3 separate regions of the Homo sapiens genome follow, and all the other regions are linked to region 2. Evidence: chromatin loops called from intact Hi-C (ENCODE). Cell type or tissue: OCI-LY7. All regions are shown on one strand. Links, peaks and the distances in the headings refer to the core of each region. The heading gives the core; the rest is flanking DNA.

Evidence for each region. Hi-C counts contacts between places; a loop is a spot of excess contacts. Peaks named below come from ENCODE experiments on the same cell type or tissue, not always from the same donor. Only the 100,000 strongest peaks of a DNase experiment are listed, where the experiment ranks them.
Region 1: it touches region 2 in a loop (5-fold over the local background); 2 of 110 quality-filtered maps call a loop at or near these places.
Region 3: a loop joins it to region 2, with 10 times the contacts of the local background. A loop is called at or near these places in 67 of 110 quality-filtered maps.

Annotation. Positions count from the first base shown.
Region 1 is chr5:5,749,510-5,757,941 of GRCh38, forward strand. No RefSeq gene overlaps it. Among named protein-coding and RNA genes, the nearest start is that of ICE1, 330 kb to the left of the region's middle. RefSeq lists enhancers at 3,212-3,271, 3,422-3,561. In OCI-LY7, for the core only: no CTCF peak of the experiment used is centred there; a DNase peak (open chromatin) is centred at 3,522; H3K4me3 peaks cover 2,135 bases; H3K27ac peaks cover 2,500 bases.
Region 2 is chr5:5,414,407-5,420,886 of GRCh38, forward strand. It overlaps LOC101929200 (a long non-coding RNA gene), which reads right to left. Exons shown (of 6, transcript XR_001742583.3): 2 at 6,345-6,434. Among named protein-coding and RNA genes, the nearest start is that of ICE1, 5.0 kb to the right of the region's middle. RefSeq lists an enhancer at 4,877-4,946. In OCI-LY7, for the core only: CTCF peaks have their summits at 5,136 (motif pointing left) and 5,338; DNase peaks (open chromatin) are centred at 4,565 and 5,115; H3K4me3 peaks cover 93 bases.
Region 3 is chr5:4,864,424-4,872,855 of GRCh38, forward strand. LOC105374629 (a long non-coding RNA gene) reads left to right here and starts at 2,087. Exons shown (of 2, transcript NR_188249.1): 1 at 2,087-2,164; 2 at 2,856-3,790. LOC107986400 (a long non-coding RNA gene) reads right to left here and starts at 1,959. Exons shown (of 3, transcript XR_007059111.1): 1 at 1,593-1,959. RefSeq lists enhancers at 2,092-2,592, 2,593-3,093. In OCI-LY7, for the core only: CTCF peaks have their summits at 3,903 (motif pointing right) and 4,108; a DNase peak (open chromatin) is centred at 3,938.

The DNA of each region.
Region 1 (8,432 bases), core at 2,485-4,984, 330 kb after region 2:
ACTTAATAAGTATTTATCACATGATGAAGAATACACTGAGACTATAGGAATTAAGTAAGGTAGCAGCATCCCGTGGAGTCAGAGGCTGACAGGAAACAGGGACTACAGTTTTCCCAAGCTGAGGCAGTGTCTGACCTCACTGTTAGGTGTTAGAGGAATGAGTGCTGGCTCCCAAGCTCAGAATTTAAAGACATGATTTTTGACCCTGGGGGTATTTCAGAAATAAAAGCCTAGATCCAGGAACTCAGATATAAAGATTTAAGTACATGGTGTCAAATAAGAACAAACCTGGAACTAGATAAAGAAAGACTTTTTATCCAAAGGGACTGTTTCAATGAAGGGAGGGGAACTACTGATGTAGGGAGTGTGCTCTGGCCATAACATGTGCACTTGTCTCAGAGGTCAGCAGAAAAGACTCTTCTTTTATAGAAAGAAGTGAATTAGGCTAGAAAGAGCTGGCTTTAGGAGAGTAGGTGGTGTGATGGCACAATCCATCAGGGAGTGTTTTTCTCTAACTGATTCCTGAGAGAGGTGGTTAAGGAGAGATTGTCTGCTGGTTCAGATGGAGGATAAATTGAAGTATAGAGACCTTGGAGAAGGAGAGAAGTTTGGTGGATCAGGTATTTTCCTCAGATTGGTGAGTGAGTGCAAAGAGTTCAGCTCATTATTTAAGAGGCAAGGAATGGGAATTTGAAGGATCTGTGTCTGTTTTTTCCGTAGGTATACAGGGGAGCAACTGTGAGTCTTGTATACGTTACACAGAGAAGAGTGATTCTTTGCAATAAACTGTTTCCCAGGACAAAAGAGGGTGGGAGGGTTTCTTCAATTATCACTATTGTTCAGGATCACAAGGCTCAGGTAAAATTCAACATTGTCAAGGGAACAAAGGACCTAGAACCCTCATGCTAGTCCAAGCTGCAAGTATAATTCAATACTGAATCCTCACATGCAGGACCTAACTCTCATCCTACTTAAAATCATGACTGATCAGACAAACTCAAGTTGCATGAACTGGTCCTAGGGGTGGGAGAGGAATGGTGCACAGATGAAGAGGCAGGTAGGGTCAGACCCGAAGCAACGGGTGTGCTAGTCCCACTCTGTTGGGTCACCGAATCCCTCTTACAATACGGGTTTCATTGCAGAGCTTTCTGTAGATGAGTTTCTTGTATTGTTGCATAACAAGATCTTAAACCAGAAGGTGAAAAATCAGTTGTGACTGCAATAATGACTGCATTGCAAATCCAAGTAACTTTCATTACACAAATCTAAACTAATTCTGAATTTTCCGAAAGCAGAAGACTACGTTTTGTTATTTTACATTGGGAAAATTGTAATGTCCCCAGCCCGACAGAAATGCCCACTGATTCCTCCCAATATCATTAAAAAACATTTAAACTTATAAAGGAAAATTTGCAAAACATTTGTGCACGTTATAAAATGATCTTCAAGCCATCTACATAATTATTTAACAATTAATGAACTATTTGAGGCTTTGCTTGCAAAATACAATATCAGATAAAAATTATGTTTTGCTTTACACTGAAGGAACATACTGCTGCACCATGTAGATAAATCATAAGATAGTGTGTTAGTACTGTGCAATGGGTGCAGATAGCATTCACCAAGATAAGAAAAAAAGGCACCTCACATGATGTTATCCTACTGCTTGAAGAGTTCCTTGAGTGGGGCTGAGTATCGAAGTGGAGGAGATGGTCACAGGTATTTGCGTGGGGAGAAAGGCAGCAGGACTGAAAGGGCAGATCTGAGGGTTATTCATGTGCAAATCCAAAGATTTGCAGACTTTTAAAGTGTAGACAGAGGAAGAGGTTGAACAGAACTCAAAGATATACTCTAGTGATAAGAGTTTATGGTTCTTATTATAACCATAAACTCTTGTTTATGGTTGTGCCTGGAATTACCTTTTTTGAACGGGATGCTTCAATTTGTATTATGAATAATTATGCTATCTGCATGAACTAAATCTTTTAATTGATATACTTAATCCTTTAATGGATTTTTCTAGGCAGCGGTTAATTTTAATATTTAGTTAAGAAATTATCAGTCTTCTGTGGGTTAACTGTTTTTTTTTCTATCTCCTGGAAACTTTTATAAGTTTCTTTCTACCCCTGATATTCTTCAGTTTCATTATGACGTAACTAGATACAGACTTTGAAAGTTTACCCTGTTGCACATACACCCAGGAAACACCTGTGAAGTTATGTCTCTTTTTACTTCAGGGATATTCTAAGCCACTATCTCTTCAAATGTTGCCTGTTCACCATTCCATCTAACTCCAACTCCAGGTGAATGTCGGAGCTTCTCAATTTATCCTTACTCTTTTACGATCATTTTTATGTTTTCTTTGTTCTAAATTTCTCTGTAATTCAGGTTGAGTACTCTGGTGCTGTCTTTTGTTACAGGTATTTAGACAAGCATGAGCAGGCCAGGAAAGGGCCCTCCCTCATCCACTAGGAATGTCAGGTGATGGTTCGACAATGATCACTTTGCCTCTCTAAAAGTGATAAATTGTCAGCGTGTGCCAGGGAGAGGCCATTTACTGATACCCCACAGCTGTTGCAGTAAAGTGTTCATTGAATGCAGGCGCCTGGGAGAAGTAACTTCCTGGGCATGTGCATGAAGAGACAAAATGGCGGAGTATGACCCACTCGGGGCACTCCACAGGAAAAGGGAAGAAAGCCTCAGACCGGCATGTGCACAGCTTCTTAAACACACTGCCTGTGCTCACTTCCCAAGGCTAAGGAGGACACCGTGCATCTGGGAAATAATGCCCCCCCTGAGGGAAGAATCATGGGAAAGGGGCAAGCCTACAAAGTCCTGGGGTCAAGGTTAAACACTGCACCTGACCTCAGTGCCCACTTGGGACTCTTCCAAGCGTACTTTGTTTTCTTCCCTGTTCTAAAGCCTTTTTAAATAAACTTCCACTCCTGCTCTGAAACTTGTCCCGGTCTCCTCTTCTGCCTTATGCCCCTCAGTTGAATTCTTTCTTTTGAGGAGGCAAGAACTAAGGTTGCTGCAGAGCTCTACAGACTCACCGCCGGTTACTTGGATACCTTCCACTGGTAACATACTTGGGGCCATGAGACTTGGATATTTGCCACCACAACATTTTAATTCCCTAACACCTTATTCTTATTACACATTAATTACCCTGTTGAAATTTATTTTTTTATACTTTCTAACTGGCTCTTTAAATAGTCTCTTTCTACTTGGTTTGTGTTCGCTTTCTGTTCTATTGCTCTTATTTTGTCTCTTTGGATGCCACTCTCTCTTTTGGAAGACTGCTCTCTCACTTGCACTTTCTTTGGGATGAATGCTTTCTTTAGTGAGTTTGTGGAGCTCAGACTTCCATCACTGGGACTGTCTTTCTTCACGTGCTTTGGAATTTTAGTTTCCAGGCTTGTCTCAAGTTGTTTCATGTGTATGTTCACCTGTGCTTAATTTTCCCCTCCCTGTCTGCACACAGATATAATAGCACCCACTTATTTGCAGTTTCACTTCTGTGTTTTCAGTTACCTTTGGTCTGTGAACCCAAAATAACTCAGTCATATCTCAGTCAATTTAGAAAGTTTATTTTGCCAAGGTTAAGGACGCACCAGTGACTCAGCCTCAGGAGGTCCTGATAACATGTGTCCAAGGTGTTTGGGGTACAGCTTGCTTTTATACATTTTAGGGAGACATAATACATCAATCAATACATGTAAGATTTACACTGATTTGATCTGGAAGGGCGGGACAACTCGAAGGTGGGAGGGGGGACTTCCAGGTCGTAGATAGATGTAAGCATATTTTAATTGGCAATTGGTTGAAAGAGTTATTATCAGTAGAACAGAATGTCTGGGTTAAGATAAGGGGTTGTGGAGACCAAGGTTTTATCATGCAGATGAAGCCTCCAGGTAGCAGGCTTCAGAGAGAATAGGTTGTACATGTTTCTTATCAGACTTAAAGTCTGTGTTGATGTTCATGCTGGAAGGGTAGAATGAGGTTAGGTCCAACCCCCTCTTCCATCATGGCCTGAACTAGATTTTCAGGTTAACTCTGGAATGCCCTTGGCCAAGAGGAGAGGTCCACTCAGATGATTGGGGGCCTTAAAGTTTTATTTTTTGTTTATAGGTCTACGGTGGCCCAGAAATATTAAATAAAAAATTCCAGAAATAAACAATCATAAGTTTTAAATTCTTTCTGAATAGCATGATGAAATCTCTCACCATCCTTCTCATCCTGCCCAGGACAAAAATCCTCCCTATGTCCAGTGGATCCACACTGTCTACACTCCCTGCCTGGTAGTCACATAGCAGCCATCTCAGTTATCAGATTGACTGTTGTGGTATCACAGTCCTTATATTCAAGTCACCCTTGTTTTACTTAAGAACGGCCCCAAAATGCAAAGGTAGTGATGCTGGCATATTATCATAATTGTTGTATTATTAGTTATTGCTGTTAACTCTTTCTGTGCCTAGTTTATAAATTAAACTTTACCATAGGTACATATATAAGAGAAAACATAGTACATAGAAGGTTTGGTGCAACCTGTGGTTTCAGTGTTCACTGGGGGCTTTGGGACACATCTTCCTTGGAGAAAGGAGACTACAGTGCTACTAAGGCTTCAGGGGCCCATTAAGGCCTAGTTCAGAACTCGGTTCATATCAGCTCTTCAGCCCTGTCGCTGCAGGGACACACGATGGTAAGTGAGCCTCACTGGTCCCTGCTCACAGAGGTCTCCTCCAGTCTATGCTGCTCAGCAGGAATGGGTCTCCCATCTGATTCTGAGGTCTGAGTCTTGACTCTACTAAACACAGTGTGTTTGGGTCCCATTTCTGCTTCACAGGAATGCGTATCCCATTTTAGTGAGGTTATGCTCTTGTAATACATTTTTGTAAATTCACTACTCGTCTTTACCTGAAGTAGAACAAGGAGAATCCCATGGGGAAGGCACCTGACTCAATGTGTTTTTCTGACCAATCACTTCCTTTCTTTGGTGCTTACAAGACATGCTTGAAACTAGGTAATTCCAAGCTAACTTTCCAGAGGTCCCTGTCCTGACATCTAACAGCAACAGCCTTAGCCAGAGTCAGCCAGATGATCAGTTTTAGAAATTGAACCCAATAGAGACAGCCCTGGGGGATCCTGCCTTACATTTGCACCTGTACTTCAATTATAATTAAATTGTTCATCTGGTTGTTTGCTTCACTTACATGTTAAGAAAAACAAGACTCATTCTGTCTCAGTGACTTGAAAGTTTGGTTTGCTACTGTAAGCAGAAAAAAAAATAGGTGTGATTAGTGATTTCCAGTTTCATTGGAAACTGAATATGTTTTTTGTTTTGTTTTGTTTTGTTTTTGAGATGGAGTCTCACTCTGTCGCCAGGCTGGAGTGCAGTGGCGCAATCTCGGCTCATGGCAACCTCCACCTCCCAGGTTCAAGTGATTCTCCTGCCTCAGCCTCCCGAGTAGCTGGAACTACTCAGGCACCCGCCACCATGCCCGGCTAATTGTTTGTATTTTTAGTAGAGACAGGGTTTCACTGTGTTATCCAGGATGGTCTTGATCTCTTGACCTCATGATCCACCCGCCTCGGCCTCCCAAAGTGCTGGGATTACAGGCGTGAGCCACCGCACCCAGCCGGAAACTGAATAGGTATTACAAGGAAGGAACAGTCTCTGTTTTCCTGAACTTCCTCCCGTTCAAGTTAAACTGGAGAAGATCATGCCAGGAGAAAAGTGAGTATTTCTTCTTTAAATGATCATAGTGAAAGCTTCCTGTCTTTGTGTTAAGACTGTTTACATCACAGAATGAGTAAATGTTAGAAAATTGAAAGGACACTGGGATATTTATGGAAATTAGCATTCACTTGAGACATTAAAATGAGGATGAAATATTTATATTTTCTACTCAGCTTATAAATAGAGTATTTCCCTGTTGAGATTTCTCCCTGCTGTTATAATGCTAATCTTTTTATTCAAATGTTCACAGACTCTCCATTTTCAAGATGAGTGATGTGGGTTGGGCCTGAGTCCTGGTGTTTCCTTGGGTGGAGGTCCTCCCTTGTCATCAAGTTCAGAAGTGAAATAACAACAAATGCTCTGGCATTTCGGTGGCCTCATCCTTTGTACTGGATTGCCTTTCTCTCTTGTTTTCAGAACCTCCATGAACATAGGATTTGAAGTATCTCTTAACCTTAGGAAAGTCTGTGACGTTCATAGCATTCATTGTGGCAAAACTTGTAGATACTCAAAATCTACTCTGTATGTCAGTTCAAGTCACACTTTTATGAACAATAACAGTAGCAATATTTGGAATAAGAACTATTTTAAATAAATGTTCATCAATTGTCTTAGACAATGTTAAGAATGTGTGGTATGCAAATAATTCCTAAAGATGTCAATACATTCTGCCCCAAACTAAAATAAAAATGTATTCATGCACCATTGAGCTTGTGGGCAGAGACTTTGGGGCTAGAAATGAACTGGTCTGTTCCTCACGGTAATCACTGCAGGTGCCCATTGGTGCATCTGGGTGTGAGAATGGACGGGAGTGACACTTCTCTGGAGGCTGCATCTGACTCCTCAGACAGCAGACCCTGGCTACCCAACTTTTTCTTCATACCTTAACCTGTTGTTTTGTGAGACATGCAAGCAATTTGAGGTTATTGAAATTGAGAGGGCTGTAACTTCCTTCCCATTTTCAGTATTAAACTTTTTGCACTGTTTCTTTGTTTCTTTCCTTTTTGTTTTTTTGTGGGACTGAGTGATCACAGCTCACTGCAGCCTTGACCCGCCCAGCTCTAGCAATCCTCCCACCTCGGCCTCTTGACTAGCTGGGACTATAAGCACACACCACTATGCCTGGCTAATTTTTAAAATTTTGTAGCCATGAGGCCCCACTATGTTGCCCAGGCTGGTCTTGAACTCCTGGCCTCAAGTGACCTGCTTGCCTCAGCTCCCCAAAGTGCTAGAATTACAGGCGTGAGCCTCCATGCCTGGCCAAACACGGTTTCTTTTCCACCCATCCTCTTTGCTGTTCCTATTGTGTGGAGCTTCTAATTCTCTCACCAATTACAAGCAGTGTGTGTTTGCATAATCCATGCCTTCCTTTGCTGATTGTTGCAGTTTAAACCATTTCAGATCATTTCATGAACGTGTAACTTTTGTTATTGTCCTTTTTGTTTTTTTGTTTTGTATGTGATTGGTTGGTTAGTGAAATTGGCTTGCTTCTGTTAGTTTCAGTCATTATAGCCATGTGAGGACAGGTTCTGCCCACTGAGGACCAGGTCTCTCCATGTGTGGAAGGTGCTTTCATCCTCTCCAGGTTGAGCTCTGCAGTTGGACTCAGAAGCTTTACATTAACAACCAGCAGCTGGGTTTAGAGCCTGGCTCCACAAACCATAATGATGAGAATGTCATAAACCCTGCTGGATTCAGTATGATTTGCAGTTACAACTCTCTAGGGGGCTGCACTGCGCTGTGCTCTTCTTGTGGTCCGGGGCTCTGCACATTCAGTGTGTGACAGAACACTCTTTCCATGCCTGTCCTTGCTGTCCAAATATATGTAGTGCCCCAGCAAAGCAGGCTGTGGCCATGTCACTACTAAATTGCCTAATTTTGTTGCAGTGTTTCTTAAATTATGCAGAGTGGCACTACTGATTAGTCCACCCCCAACCTGCTCTTGTGTGCGGACATCAGCTTTCCCCAACTCAAGAGGAAAAATGAAGGGCGTGCAAGCCTGATTATTAGCTTCAGCCTTATTCCCATTCCTCTGTTTTCACCCTAGGCTGCTCTGCACCCATGCTTTGGCATAGCCAGAGAACAAGAACTGCCCCATTCATGCCCATGAGTGGCTCCAACAGGAAGTCTTTGCTCCAGGACTCCCCATGGCCTGGCTGAAGCTGCCTTAGGTCTGTTGAGGTTTCAGACCCTTCCTATTCAATCCCTTCTTCTCTCACAGGTAGCAAATCTGCATCACGGTCTCAAGGTTCTTCTCATCTTTTTCTTCTGCTCTCTGTCCTTTATTGTATACATTAATTTCTTTCAATTAATTGGTTGCATTTCTCATCCCATCTTCACATCCACTTCTCAGAGGACCTATCAGGCACACCCACTGTCCATTCTCTCTGTGCCTTATCTTCAGGAGAGTTTTGGACCCTACCATGAGAGTTTCAGATCTCTAAAATGGGAAAAATATTTTAATGGAATCACAAATTCTAGATTATATGTTGCTATATTATTGGAAAAAATAAATACGAATTAACAAGGAAATAAACCCAAATACTTTTTTCATGATATAGAAGTGTTTAAGAAACATACCAATTGCTTGCATTCACCCAGAATGGTTCTTATTTTTGTGACTGAGCACAGAATGACTCATGGTCCAAATCCGTATACTCAAACCACATCTATAGCAGACTATCAGCCATGT
Region 2 (6,480 bases), core at 3,962-6,461:
AATTAATTAAAAAGAAAAGCAAATTGAGGAAGTGTGCATTAAGGAAATACACAAGAGGAATTACTACCACACTCATATTAAATTGGCTAAAATTAAGAGACTGATTATATCTAGTGTTGGCAAGGAAGGGGAGGAATTGGACACTCATATATACTGCTGGTAGGATGTAGTACAGCCTCTTTGGAATACACTTTGGGATCCTCGCTCCTTCTATTTCCATCTAACTCCACTGCCAGGACTGCAGCCATGCCTCCATTCTCTGTGTCCTGGATCACAGCCTGGTCCCTGGTGTCCTGGCTTCTTCTGCTGCCTTGTCCCAGTCCATCTCCCATGAGAGGCAGTATGAAATATGTTTAAAGTAAAGTCAGATTATGCCACTCCATTTCTTTAACCTCTTCAAAGATCTAAAACTTTTCTACCCTGGCTTACAAGACTCTACATGATCTGGCCTGTGCCCCATCCCTCCTCTTAAGTAAATCAATACCAAGTGGCTCCTTGTTCACTATAGTCTGGGTTACCTGAGCTGACTTCTGATGCTTTAACATGCCACATTCACTCCAGATAGGGAGACTTCCTGTCATTACTCCCACTGCCTGGAAGTTTGCTCTTGGTTTTTGTTGTCTTTTTTTCTCCAAAGAGACTTTATTTTTTAGAGCAGTTTTACTTTCACGGCAAAATCAAGCAAAAAGGACAGAGTTCTCATATACCACCTGCCCCCATGCATGCACAGCCTCCTCCACTATCAACACCACACTCATAGTGGTACGTTTGTTATAACCAGTGAGTTTACACTGACACATTGTTACGTGTCACGCCAAAGTTCATAGTCTACATTGGGGTTCACTCAGTGTTGGACATTTTAGGAGTTTTGACAAATGTAACACATGTATCCACCGCTATGATATACAGAATTCTTTCACTGCCCTAAAAATCCTTCTGCCTGTTCATCCCTTCCTCCCCTATCTCAAACCAAGGAAACCACTTTTTTTTTTTTTTAAAAATGTCTCTATCATTTCCCTTTTCTAGAATGCCATATAGTTGGAAGGACACAGCATGTAGCCTTTTCAGGTTGACTTCTTTCCCTTAGTAATGTTCATTTAAGGTTTCCCCATGCCTTTTCATGGCTTGAGAGCTCATTTATTTTTTAGCACTGTATAATATTCCATGGTTTGTGATATGGTTTGGATGTGTCCCCACCCAAACCTCATCTTGAATTGTAGCTCACATAATCCCCATGTGTTGTGGGAGAGACCCAGCGGGAGGTAATTGAATCACGAGGGTGATTACCCCCATGTTGCTATTCTCATGATAGTGAGTTCACACACGATCTGAGGGTTTTATAAGGGGCTTTTCCCGTATTTGTTTGACACTTCTCTTTCCTACTGCCATGTGAAGGGCATGTTTGCTTCCCCCTTCCTCCATGATTGTAAGTTTCCTGAGGCCTCCCCAGCCCTGTGGAACTGTGAGTCAATTACACCTCTTTCCTTTATAAATTACCCAGTCTTGGGCAGTTCTTTATAGTAGTGTGAGAACAGACTAATTCAGTCTGCATGCATCCCAGTTGATTTATCCATTCACCTACTAAAGGAACATCTTGCTTTCTTCCATGTTTTGACAATTCTGAATAAAGCTGCTTAAATATTCATGTGCAGGACTGTGTGTGATGTTAAGTTTCAACTCATGTGCAGGATTGTGTGTGATGTTAAGTTTCAACTCATCTCGGTAAAGACCAAGGAGCATGATTGCTGCAGCTTTTGCTTTTTAACCTCACTGGATTATACTTTTACCCAGATATCAGCTGTTTAACATATTAATGTATTAATTCACTCAGCTTACTGATTCAGCAATCATTTCTTGGTAACTGATGTTTAGGAGACACGGTCTGGGTGTTGGGGACATGACAGTAAGTAGAGTGGGTTCTGCCCACTGGCACGGATGTCAGGGCACAAGGACTGGAGAGGATGATGCACACAGTGAGAGGTGCTGGGAGTCACACACATGCTGACTATGGCTGGCTGACCCCGTGACAGGGCGTGGGAGTAAAGAGGAGTCAGACAAACTCCTCAGTTTTCGGTCCTAGCAAGTGGGAGAACAGGGGCACATGCAGGCATCGTGCTGCAGGGAGATGCTCCTCGCAGGACCCAGGACAGAACCGGCTGCCAGGGATGGCAGCGACCATGATGGCTGTGGTGGGACAGGCAGACAGCTATCTTACCAACAGAACTCATGCTGCTTATATGTGGCGAGGAGACAAAGGAAAAAAAGGGAAGGACCAAGAATGATACCAAAAAAAAAAACCAAAAAAGTTTGATATTCAAAACTCTATCAAGGACATTTCCCATAGAAACTGGACTTGAATGGACCTTAGAGAACTGGTTGGATTTACTGCCTAGGATGGAAGGGGGTGCCACTTGCACGCCAAGCCCAATATTGCAGAGGGGCTGATTGGAGCTGTGCACTGTGAAGGATGAGAGCTGGGCACACACAACAACTGAGGAATTCATTGGGAGGTGAGTCAGAAGGAGGAGGAGGATGAAGAGGAAGAGGAGGAGGAGGGTGAGGAGGAGGGAGAGGGGAAGGAGGACGGGGAGGGAGGGGGAAGGAGGGGGAGGAGGAGGAGGAGGAGAAGGGGCTGCACATGCCTCAGCAAGGGCAGTACTGAGCAGAAGATGATCATAAAGTCACTTCCTCCATGTCTTGGTTTTTAAATCATTGCTGTCTGTGGGATTTGTCCTCTGGGCTCCTTCTTACCCCAGATGCAGTCTTGGGCACACACCCTAGCCTTTCCAGTCACTCGGAGACAACACAGTCCAGTGTGATGTGCTGTCACTTATTTCCTGTCTTCAACTTAGCTTCTTACCCATGGAGCTGGTGGCCGTTCTTAGACGCTAGCAAGATGGGTGTGGGTGGGTGGGAATGGGGCAAGACAGGCTTTTCCTCTGTTCCAACATTTTCCTTATTCACCAGCTTGTTTGTGACCCCTCCAAGCTTGGGGTAGGAGAAGGGATCAGGAGAAAAAGATGCAGTCTTTGTAACCTGGCTTCCCAAAGTGCTTGAGTCATAGTCCAAGAACAAAGAACAGGCTGGTGGGGTGGGCTTCTCTCCTGCAGCGAGCTCCTTGGGACGGAAGAGCATCTTCCGCACAGGACTGGGGCAGAGCTCAGCCAGGAGACCCACATTACACCCAGATTATTTTAAGAGAGAAAAGGTAAAAGCAAAACACTAAAATATCACAGGAGGAGCCACCGCAAGAAGCAGCTGACACCTTGGGCTGGAGAGAATAAAAGAAGGAGGAAGGAGTGAGCAAAACTCAGAAATGTGGAGGAGCTGCCACCCAGAAATCACACTCAGACATATGAAGAAGGGACCTTCTGGGCTGGTGCTGAGGCCTCTGCTCTTGGACTCAGGGCTCTGTGGAGCTGGGAAACCAACTTTGCTGGTATCTCCGAGGGGATGCTATGAGGCTGGCTCTGCGTGTGTCAGAGAAACTGCAGACCCAATTCGTATGCCGCTCTGTTCATGAACTGCCACTGCCAGGTGCGAAAGCAAGGATAGCAAGACGCTAGCAGGACCAGGAGTCGGACAGGACAGAATGGGAGGCACAGGCCCCTCTCCTACCTCTTATCTTCTGGTTTCCTTGTGTATATCTGTTGGCACAGCTGAACAGAACTCTGGCAGGAGAGGTGGCACGTGGCTCCCCAGTCCCTACGTCACAAGGCAGAGTATAAAAGGGAAGGTGTGGGGCCGAGAGACAGTAACTTAACCACCAGCTCAGGGTCCTGGGATTCATCCCTCTTCCAGTCAGCAGGAAGTGACAAAGAGCACAGGAAGGCCCTAGGGGCCAGGCCCCTTTTGCTGATGTTTGGCTGGTAGAACTTAATCACATGTCAGGTGCAGGGAGGCTGGGGAATAACTAGACAGAATAGAAACAAGTTTTGGTGAGTGGCTGCCACTGGTGCTGTGTGGATACAGTTCAAAGTGAGGACTTTCCAGCTGTGGACATCCAGCTACAGTTCTTTGAATGGGGGATGGAAGAGCAAAGTTTTATTTCTGGCTGCTCACTTTGCCTCAGCCTCGCTTTCCTCGCAGCTCCCACTGAAATGCCCACCGTATCCAGTATGCAGAACTCCTGCTCATCCCAGTGCGGGTGAGCATGCGGCTCAGTCACCTCCAACCCATCTCCTGGAGCTGTCCCACGGTTCCCTTGGAACCACTCTAGGGCATGTAGCATCTGACTCTGAGTGCTTCACTTCGTGGGGGCACTGATTAAAACAAAGCTCTGGAATATAGCATCATCGAGAGGCAACTGTTGATTTAATTTATTAACATATACATCCACTGAAATGGCTGCTAGATGTGGTCTAGAAACCAAGGAGACCCCCCACTGGCCTCAGGTGAAGGGGAAACATGTCCCTCCCTTTCCTATCCCTCCTCAGAGTTAGGTGGGACATGCCCTTGCCAGCTGCTCTACAGAGAATCCCCTCCTCAACACCTGTCACCTCTGAGCACCTGCCGCCTTCTTCCTCCGATCCCGGAAGCTACAAGAAGCTTCTCGTGTGACCAACTCTTACAGCCGCCAGGTGTTCACAAACCCGCAAGGCAGAGTGGGCTTGTCCTCCTTTACAGAGGGCGACTGCAATGTGAGAGTTGTGAAAGTCCTTTCAAATGTTGCTTTTTTTTTTTTTACTTTTCTCAATCAGCTTTCTCAGGTTGAAGAAAATTTTGCTTAATAATCATATCAGTTTTGCTTTCTATTTCAAACTAATTGTTTCAAAACTAAATTTTATTTGTCCGGTTTCTAAGTAACATCAGTGTTTCAGGAAGAAGCAACATGTTTACTCTCTGGCTTCAAATCACTTTGAGGGTAAGAGCTGAGGCTGTGAGCAAATTGCTGATGTCTGAGGACAAGTCGAAACCCCACCACTATAACCCTGAGTGTTGAGAAAAACTGGAGCAAAGACAGCTTAGGACTAAGCCTGGTGGAACGTGTGTGGGCGGATAGCAAAGTGGTTCCCACAAGACGCCTTCCACCCTAGGATGCCCCAGAGGATGGCCTTTCCCCTCAGCAAGAAGGTTCGGTTAAGTCCTAATACCGTCGGAAATTCTATTTATGTGGAAAACACACAGGGAAAGACAGACATCTTGTGGGCATATGGTAGCATTACATCACAGGTCTGGAAATTAATACCTAATAATCAGGGGGTCATATCATTGAATAACACACTGTTAGTCACAAACAATTCCATCAAACATCTCTCCAATTAAAAGAAACAAATGAACATATAGTTCATTTTTCTTACAGTTAAATGCATCAATTAAAAGCACAGCCTTGAACTTCCAAAGAATAGACAGCTTTCCATTTTGAGTTCTCCTTGGTTTCTAGACCATATCTATTAGCCATTTCAGTGGAAGTATATGTTAATAAACTAAATCAACAGTTACCTCTCAATGATGCTAATTCCAGAGCTTTCGTTTTAAGCAGACACCAAGTATCTGAGAGGTAATGAGCGTGTGGGGTGAGAAGTGAGACTTTTTGAGTTGGATCCTCTGAACAGCTGGCTGGATTCGACAGGCACAGGGAATCCCAAGACCAGAGACTGGAATGCAGACATTCCTCCGGGTCTTAGGGCTTCTCTGGCAGAAAAACAACAAGTTTATCTTGGAAGTTTGACAGGAAAAATGCTTTTAAAGAAAAAGCAAACCATCTTTTTCCTATGAGTCAGTTGAAGATATATTTATCTCCTTTCCAAAATGGATACCACCATCAATAAATTATTAATAACTATTTGTCTAGTGAATCCTATAGAGTGGGTCCCATCCTTGTCACTTTTTACTTAAATTACCGTTGGTCCTCTGTAAGGAAACACCAGCACAAATAGGTCATTTGCGTAAGAATTTAAAGACAGATGTGTGGTTCCAAAGCCATAGTTCACCACTTGCAGTATACACACTTGCTTGTTTGTTTCCATCGTGATGAAAAAACAGGTGTGGCCCATCATGCAGGAAAGAGAAAAAATGTAATTCTGACCATTCCTCAATTAGTGGCCTACTACATTTTCATTATGACCAATAATCACACCTGTTTTTTTACACCCTGCATGTTAAGAATGACTTTCACATTTTGAAGTTTCTTAAATAAACAGAAGGTGACAAATAGGTGGCACAGACCTGTGTGACCTACAAAGCTTAAATATTTACCATGTGGCTCTTCAGAGTCTGCCTATCCCTGCATTACGTAAACAAGACTCGTTTTCATTAGATGTCTTGAGAACTGGCTTTGAGAAAGGTAGGAGAAAATACACTTTTATTAACATTTTTGAAGGGAAATATTTGTTGTTTCTTACCTTCAATTATTTGCAGCACATTTGATTCTTTCTGACTTTCATTTAACATCTACTATGCAGCACTTTGCAGCATTTAAAGGGAAGACTCATCTGTAAGACATAAAAACCACCATCATCCAACTCAAAATGTGATGTT
Region 3 (8,432 bases), core at 2,485-4,984, 550 kb before region 2:
TCCTCCAATTCGACATGAGATTTGAGCAGGGACACACATTCAAACCATATCAGTATATATATTGCAGATACTAGGTTACGTGAGTGAGCATCTATGAAGAAAATTTCCTGACATGACACTGCAGCAAAAGCATGTGTACTTTTTAATTTTTGAAAGTTAATAACAAACAATCCTCCTGAAGGCTGTGATAATTTCTACTCACTTCAACCATACACGAGAGTGTCATCAAAAGCAAAAATTGACAAATAAGATCTATTAAAACTAAAAGATCTCCTGTATAGCAAAGGAAACTATTAATAAAGTAAACAGACAACCTACAGAATGGGAGAAAATTTTGGCAAACGATGCATCTGAAAAGGTCTAATATCCAGCATCTATAAGGAACTTAAACAAATTTACAGGAATAAAACAAACAGACCCATTAAAAAGTAGGCAAAGAACATGAACAGACACTTTACAAATGAATACAGACATGCAGCCAAAAAGCATATGAAAAAAAAATACTCGGTGTCACTGATTATTAGAGAAATGCAAATCAAAACCACAATGAGATACCATCTCACAGAAGTCAGAATGGATATTATTAAAAAGTGAAAAAACAACAGATGCTGGTGAGGTTGTGGAGAAAAGGGAACACTTATATACTGTTGATGGAAGTGTAAATTAGTTCAACCATTGTGAAAAGCAGTATGGCCATTTCTCAAAGAGCTAAAAGCAGAAATGCCTTTCAACTCAGCAATCCAATTATGGAGCATATATCCAGAGGAATAAAAATCATTCTACCATAATGACAAATAGACATGAATGTTCACTGCAGCACTCTTCACAATAGTAGAGACATGGAATCAACCTAAACGCCCATCAATGACAGAGAGAATAAAGGAAATGTGGTACATATATACCATGGAATACTACACAGCCATAAAAAAAAGAATGAGATTATGTCCTTTGCAGGAACATGGGTGGAGGTGGAGGACATTATCCAAAGCAAACTAACCCAGGAACAGAAACCAAATATTGCATGCTCTTACTTATAAGTGGGAGCTAAATGACGAGAACACATGGACACAAAGAAGAGAACAACAGACATTGGGGCTTCCTCGAGGGTGGCGGGTGGGAGAAGAGAAAAAAATAACCACTGGGTACTAGGCTTAATACCTGAGTGACAAAATAATCTGTCACAAAACCCCTGTGACTCTGACTTCTTGGCCAGGTTTATTCTCAGATCTGATTCCTGCCATGATCCCTCGTGAAACTGTGCTACTTTCAGAAGAATGTGGATTCTGCGTTTGTAATTATAACCCTGCTAGAATGATTACTTGATTAAGGTTGACTTTACTCCCAGCCTGTAAACTTGAGATCAGCTTATTCGTAGTTAAATGGTAGCACTGGCTTCCATGCTGTGCCTGCTGTCAGTAGGTACCCGGGTAATAGGGAGTAAACCAGCAAGTTCTATGTTCTGAAAATCCGCTCGAAAGCCCATGTTAGCTGGAAAGGTTTGGGGAAATAAATTACTGTCTTAGTTCATTACGGTTGCCATAACGAAATACCAAAAACTGGGTGGTTTATAAACAACAAAATTCATTGCTCACAGTTCTGGAGTCTGCAAGTCTAAGATCCACGCAGGGGCAGATTCAGTGCCTGGTGGGGGCTTCCTGGTTCATAGATGCTGGTTGTCTTCTGTCTGCGCCATCACGTGGTGGAAAAAACAAGGGCGTTCTTTGTCTCTTAAATAAGAGAACGAATTTCATGTACCAGGGTTCCGCCCTCATGACCTTCCACGTACGAGGGTCCCGCCCTCATGACCTTCCACGTACGAGGGTCCCGCCCGCATGAACTTCCGCGTACGAGGGTCCCGCCCTCATGACCTTCCGCGTACGAGGGTCCCGCCCTCATGAACTTCCGCGTACGAGGGTTCCCGCCCTCATGGCCTTCCGCGTACCAGGGTCCCGCCCTCATGGCCTTCCGCGTACGAGGGTCAGGCCCTCATGACCTTCCGCGTACGAGGGTTACGCCCTCATGACCTTCCGCGTACGAGGGTTACGCCCTCATGACCTTCCGCGTACGAGGGTTACGCCCTCATGACCTTCCGCGTACGAGGGTTCTGCCCTCATGACCTTTTCACCTTCCGGAGGTCCTGCCTCCTAGCCCCATCACCTTGCGGGTGAGGATTTCAACAGATGAATATGGCGGTGGGGGGGTGTAAACATTCCGATCGCAGCAGCCACCCACGTATCACCTTGGTCTGGGGTGTAGCAGGCATTGCCAGGGCTCAGCCAAAGCCGGGCTCCAGCTGCTCGTGGAGATAACAAAGGCTTCTGTGGCCTCATCTACTTCATTGTGACGAGGTCGAGGCTGTAAGGGGCCAAGTGGATGATTTAGCTCAACAGCTAAATGATGTTCTGGGAGAAAGGGACTGAGGCTGCCGTGGACAGTGGTCATCTCGGGCTTCGAAGTATCTATTCCAGCTTCCTAAGGGCTCACCCTTGTCCTGGGGTGAAATGATCCTCCCACCACGCCCACAGCCCACGGTGGAGGGGTCATTCCTGGCACCTCCTCCCGCAATTGGATTACAAGGGTTCCCAGGCCGAGTCCACTCCGCGGCTGCGTGAGAGGTGGGATGCGGGCAGAGCTCAGCCGCCCGCACCCGCTCTCCCAGGGCCCTTAGTGTTGAGCAGCAGTGGGAGAACCGTAAGGCTGGCTGGAGACGTAGGTGGAATCCTCCGTATAAGTCTCAGCTGTCCTCTTCAGTCAATTGTGTGCGCCTACTGCACCTTTCCCGGCGTGGCCGGTTCCCACCACCCCACCCCCTCCCGCCCCCGTCAGCCAGAGACCCTTTTCCTTTAACTTCTTAGGTCAATGTGAAGTCAACGTCTAATGGACCCGAGTTCAGCCAAGAACACACACCAGTTGTTCCAGGGAAGAATCTCATGGTGAAGCACTAGTGAGCGTCCAAGCAACTCCCAGCCTAACCTCACCGGTCTGACTGTGGGGCTGCTTCTGCCACGGCTCCTGGCTGGCGATGGGGCTGTCAGCGTGTCAGCCAACCATGCATTGCAGATGCACTTTGAAGAAAATTAATGTACCTGGGTACTTATGGGACTCCCTGAATGAGTGGGTATAATTGAAATAGCCGGGACATCAAAAAGCTGGAACACTGGGAGCCTGGCCCTAGGGTGGCGGAGGCCACAACGGAGCCCCCAGCCGGTTGGAAAGAGGCTTCCTATGCTCTCCTTTCCATGCCACTGCGGAAGTGCTAGGGAACAGGAAGACCAGGGCATTGCCAAGTGAATAATAACAACCATGTGTGCGGCGTTCACGATACCCCAGGCTCAGTGAGCCTTTTACTCAGGGTCTCATGTGATGCTGAAAACAATCCCATGAAGTTTAGAAGCCTGTGCACACGAAGAGACGTGGTGTTTCCCTATTGATCCAAACTGCATGCTGACCTGTTCCTGCCAGGGCTGCGCTCCTCCTGCTTTGCCCTGGCTCTCCCGTTCTGCACTCCCTCTTCTACCGGGAATTCCTGGAAGCACCTTTTATTCACAGTGCCTGCTTTGAATAGATACAAATACAATTTGTATCTTATGTAGTCCATTCCACACAATTGAAAATATAATGTAATAAAAATCAGAAAAGTAAATCCAGGAAAGTCTCTAACACATATTAGGGCCTCAATAAATGGACCCTAAGAGGGTGGGGAAATGGCTTTGGTTTTTAACTGTGCTTCTTTTGAGCTTGATGCTGTTAACTTAGTACAATCTATCAATAAATATCGTCATCAAGAAAATATTAAAGGTGTACCTGAGTCACAGGGGAGGAGGTGCAGGGCTTCTGAGAAAATGTCCTTCAGTCACCAGCCGGTGAACAATGGGACTCGTTATTGTCCCCTCACCCTGCATACCACCAGGGGGCACTGATGAGCTGAGAAAGACTCTGTGGTCCAAAAACGGTACCAAATGAAAAGGCCACTTCCCAGCCTCTGTAATAAAAGGCGAAAAGCAGTCAGGGAATTTAGTCAAGACCTTATTCAGATGGCGGGAGGAGAGGGGGCGGAGCAGCCAGTGTTGAAAAGGGTTTTATCCAAACCAGTTTAATATCTTTAAAAAAAATTGTTGGGCATTTTTTTTTTTTTTTTGAGACGGAGTTTCACTCTTGTTGGCCAGGATAGCAATTTTTACTTCTGATAATTTTCTCCTCACTACTGTCAAATCAAGTTTAGCTTAAAGCTGCCTTCTTACATATTTTCAATTTCGCCTAAAGGTTTTTTGGTACATTAGAAACTATAACTGTGTAAACAGACTGTAGCCCATACACTGAATTTGGCCAATCAAATGTAGCCAACTCTTTGAACCTTGTTCTAATAAGGCCAACACCAAGTTGCAACCAATCTAGCTGTTTCTATACTTCGATTCCCTTTTCTGTCCATAAATCTTCCACCACACGGCTGCACTGGAGTCTCTGAGCCAACCCTGACTCAAAATGCTGCCTGATTCATGAATTGTTCCTTATTCAAACACCTTTAAATTTAATTTGGCTGAAGTTTTTCTTTTATCACTACTTTTTAAAAATCTCCAAATGGGTTATTCTCTTTTATCCCCTAATCAGATTTGATTCTCTTTTGTTCTCTAATTAGATTTATTTAGATTCCCTAATAAGATTTTATTGGAAAAAAAAAAAAAAACCTTTTTAATCATCTTTTTTGGACCAGGATGTACAGGGTTGCATCCACAGATGTGTAGTTGGTTTTCCCAGTGCAAATTCATAAGTGCTGGGCAAAATGGCCTCGTGTAGGGCTCAGAACTCCGGCCCTGTGAGCACCATTGTTCTAGAAAGATCTGTGTTCTAGGAAGAACACTTAACCATTTCTAGAACGTTTCTTCTAGAAAGAACAAAGAACCATTGTTCTGTGGTTCTAGAAAGGTGCTTCCACAAATCCCCAACCAGTGGGTGAAGCACAGAAAGGCAGAACAAGAGAAAAGCAGGAAGAGCAAGGCTGGTGAGAGCCACAGCAGGAGTGGGTCAGAATATAGCCTGCAGGGTCAGTACCCTGGAGGAGACGCAGGTCTGGGAAGAAGCGGCTCTCCCCAAATCCTCAGCCTTCACTGACCGCCTCTCTCCTGACAACTAGGACGATGCAATTTAACTCCTTGTTATTTACTGCTGAGTTATCTAACATAATTGTCGGGACTGGTCTAGACTTCCAGAGCCCCCTAACTCACATGAGGCATGAGAACCCAGCAATCTGTGCACTTAATGTGTCCGACACTGCATTCGGGCTCTGAAACCCTCATGGACCTGGGTCTCCCCGGTTGCTTGGAGGGCCCTGCATTCTGCCTCAGGGCATTTTGTGCCAGCCCTGTCCTGCTAAATACTAGACAGACTGCCTGGACACATAGGATGGGGGTTCTCCTGAGCTTCAGGACAGATGCAGGGAAGTGCTGTGCCTCCTTACCAAGAAATGGGTGCGTGCTTGGCAGGACTGGGTCTAAGGCTTGCCTTTCTTGTGCCACTCTTGTGCCACTCTTCCTGGGAGCAAGTTCATGTGGAAAAATCTCCGACCCACCTAGAGTAACCAACGGGCACACCAGTGTGAACAATACAGCGTCTGGCAAAAGAGAAGCCACGTGCAGGGAAGCGATGTGTGCCTTTGTGCCTTGGGGTCTCCATCTGAAGCTTCGTTTAGTGGCTGAACATTGAAGCAGTGGAGGATCCACCAACTCATGTGCAAAGTCAGCTACTCCATGAAAGCCCTCAGGACCATGGAGGCCAGGATGCCGGGGACTGTCTCTGCCAAAGCTCCCTGTGGGCCAGGCTGCATCTTCCTGCAGTGGACACTGGCCCACAGCTTCTCCTTCACTCCAGTGGAGTCAGGGAGGGAGCCCACTGTGACTTGTCCCCACCTAGATTGTTAGCACTGGTATCCTGGCCTTCAATAGCAGCACCCATCTCCCTCTCTGGAGAGGACAGACACCAAAGGATGCTGAACAAAGCACAGGACCTGCGCGGAGAGGACCACGTTTAAACCTAAAGGCACTGATATGGTTTGGCTCTGTGTTCCCAGCCAAATCTTATACTGAATTGTGATCTCCATAATCCCCACCTGTCAAGGGTGGGACCAGGTGGGAGGTGATTGAATCATGGGGGTGGTGTACCCCATGCTGTTCTTATGATAGTGAGTGACTTCTCACGAGATGTGATGGCTTTATAAGGCAGTTTTCTCTGCTCTTCCTCGCTCTCTCTTTCTTGCTGCCATGTGAACGAGGTCTTTGCTTCCCCTTCACCTTCTGCCATAATTGTAAGTTTCCTGAGGCCTCTCCAGCCATGCGGAACCATGAGTCAATTAACCCTCTTTTCTTTATAAATTACACAGTCTCAGGCAGCTTTTTATAGCAGTGTGAGAACTAACTGATACATGTACTTCTGGGTACCAAGAGATGCCAGCTACAAATACTATACCATAAATTTAATTCTATATGAAATGCTTAATAGGAATTGGCTTTTAAAAGAATTATATGATGCAGATAAACTCAAATTGAAAAATAGTCTACAAATTCTGGCACTCTTCAAAAACACCAATATGGTGAAAAATAAACAATGGCTAGAGAACATTACAGAATAAAGGAGACTAAAGAACATGGCAACTCAATGCCATGTGTGAAAAAAATTACCATAAAGATGCCATAAAACTCGAATATAGATTGTGTATTAGATATTAGCTTTGTATTGATGTTGAATTTTCTGAGACTAATAAAGGCACTTAGGTAATTTGAGAGAATACTCTCTTTTTCGTGAGATACATGCTAAAGATCAAAGGAGTGAAAGATTATGACACCTGTGATTTACTCTCAAATAGTTCTTCCAATCAGCAAAACAACTACATGTGAGTATAACTGTGTATTCACAGGTGGGGAGGGTGATGGTTCAAATGCAGCGACATTTTTAAAAGAATATCATGTGGACAATGTGTTTCAATCCTTCGGCAAAATTCAGTAGATTTGGATTTCCAAATCGCGAGTGTCCTGGCATAGGAGAGAAATGAGAGGAGACCAACGAGGGCAAAAGGCGACAATATAGCAGAGAAGACAATTCTGAATTTTTCTTAAGTGAAAATGGAATTAAAGAGCTTTAAAAAAAAATAAAGTGCAAATGGAACAGACCTGATGATAAATTTCTAAATTTTAAAGTTTTAGTTAGCTTGATTTTTCATCTAAAACAACTCATGAATTTGGCAAATTTTGAACAGAATTCCCAAAGCCCAGAATGAAGCTGTAGGGTCCCAGCCGTGTCTTGCTAGTCATCTCTCACTTTTGCTACTAGCGAAGAAGAAGGTGGAGAAGCTTTCACAGGAAGGAAGGGAAGCTGAGGAAGAGGGGGCTCTGTCATGAAGAAACGGAGGAAGAGAGGGCTCCGTCATAAAGAAGCAGTGACAGGGGACCCCTTAGAGAAGCCGAAGAGGGAGCAGAGATAAGGAAGACAGAAACCAGCACAGGCCAGGGAGCCCCCTGGGGAAAGATGCAGAGCCCAGATGACGCTGCCTCCCCACAGGTTGCAGCACCCAGGAGGCTCCAAAGGCCTGGCCCCACCACCCAGCCCCACGGCCCTATGTTCAGGAGCCATCCAATTAGCCTGAGCTCAGCTTGCTTCTGATGGGGAACAGAATCCTTCACCCATGTTTGGAAGTCAGTTGACTAGAGATTTAGCCTGGAGACAGGTGGGTTTTCCTGATTTGAGCCTGGAAATGTGAACCAGGAGGATTTGGTTATCATCTCCGTACAGCAAGTGTGAGCCATCTGGGACTTATGTACCTCACCAGCTGTGATGCTGGAATCCTCCAGGCCTCTCATCACACCTGTCTGAGGATTCCTAGCAAAAAATTAATGTCATGGCCAGCAACCACATCTATGCGTACATCACACTCAAACCTGGACGTGAGTCTAGGGAGGTATCGGCAGCCTTCAAGCATTTGAAGGCATGTCCAGCAGAAAGGGGAAGAACTGGAATTACTGGACGTGGTGCCTTTAACATTTCTCCCTGAGACATGGTTTTGAATCCAGATCATGATTTGTCCATGAGAATAATTCCTGTCACTATTCCGTCAGGGAAATCAGTTTATCAGATGCATTTCTTAGAGTGTAGAGTATAGTGTTCTAAAATAAACATACTTTAATTGTCAGCTACCTCTTTAGAAATATACCTCCTTATAAACATTTGCTCGTCTGCACTGACTTTCCCACTGGGTAATTGCCTTTCTAAAGACAAGATATGTATCCTTAAGAGCACTTTGCACACTGGCTATTATTAAGGAAAGAAAGAATATAAACATAAAATAAATGTTTACGAATTTGAGAAATAGAAAATAAATGTGTAAAATTCCCTAAAATGAATTACATATGAAGTTTGTAGAGTCATACTAAAAATTTCCTGTATTT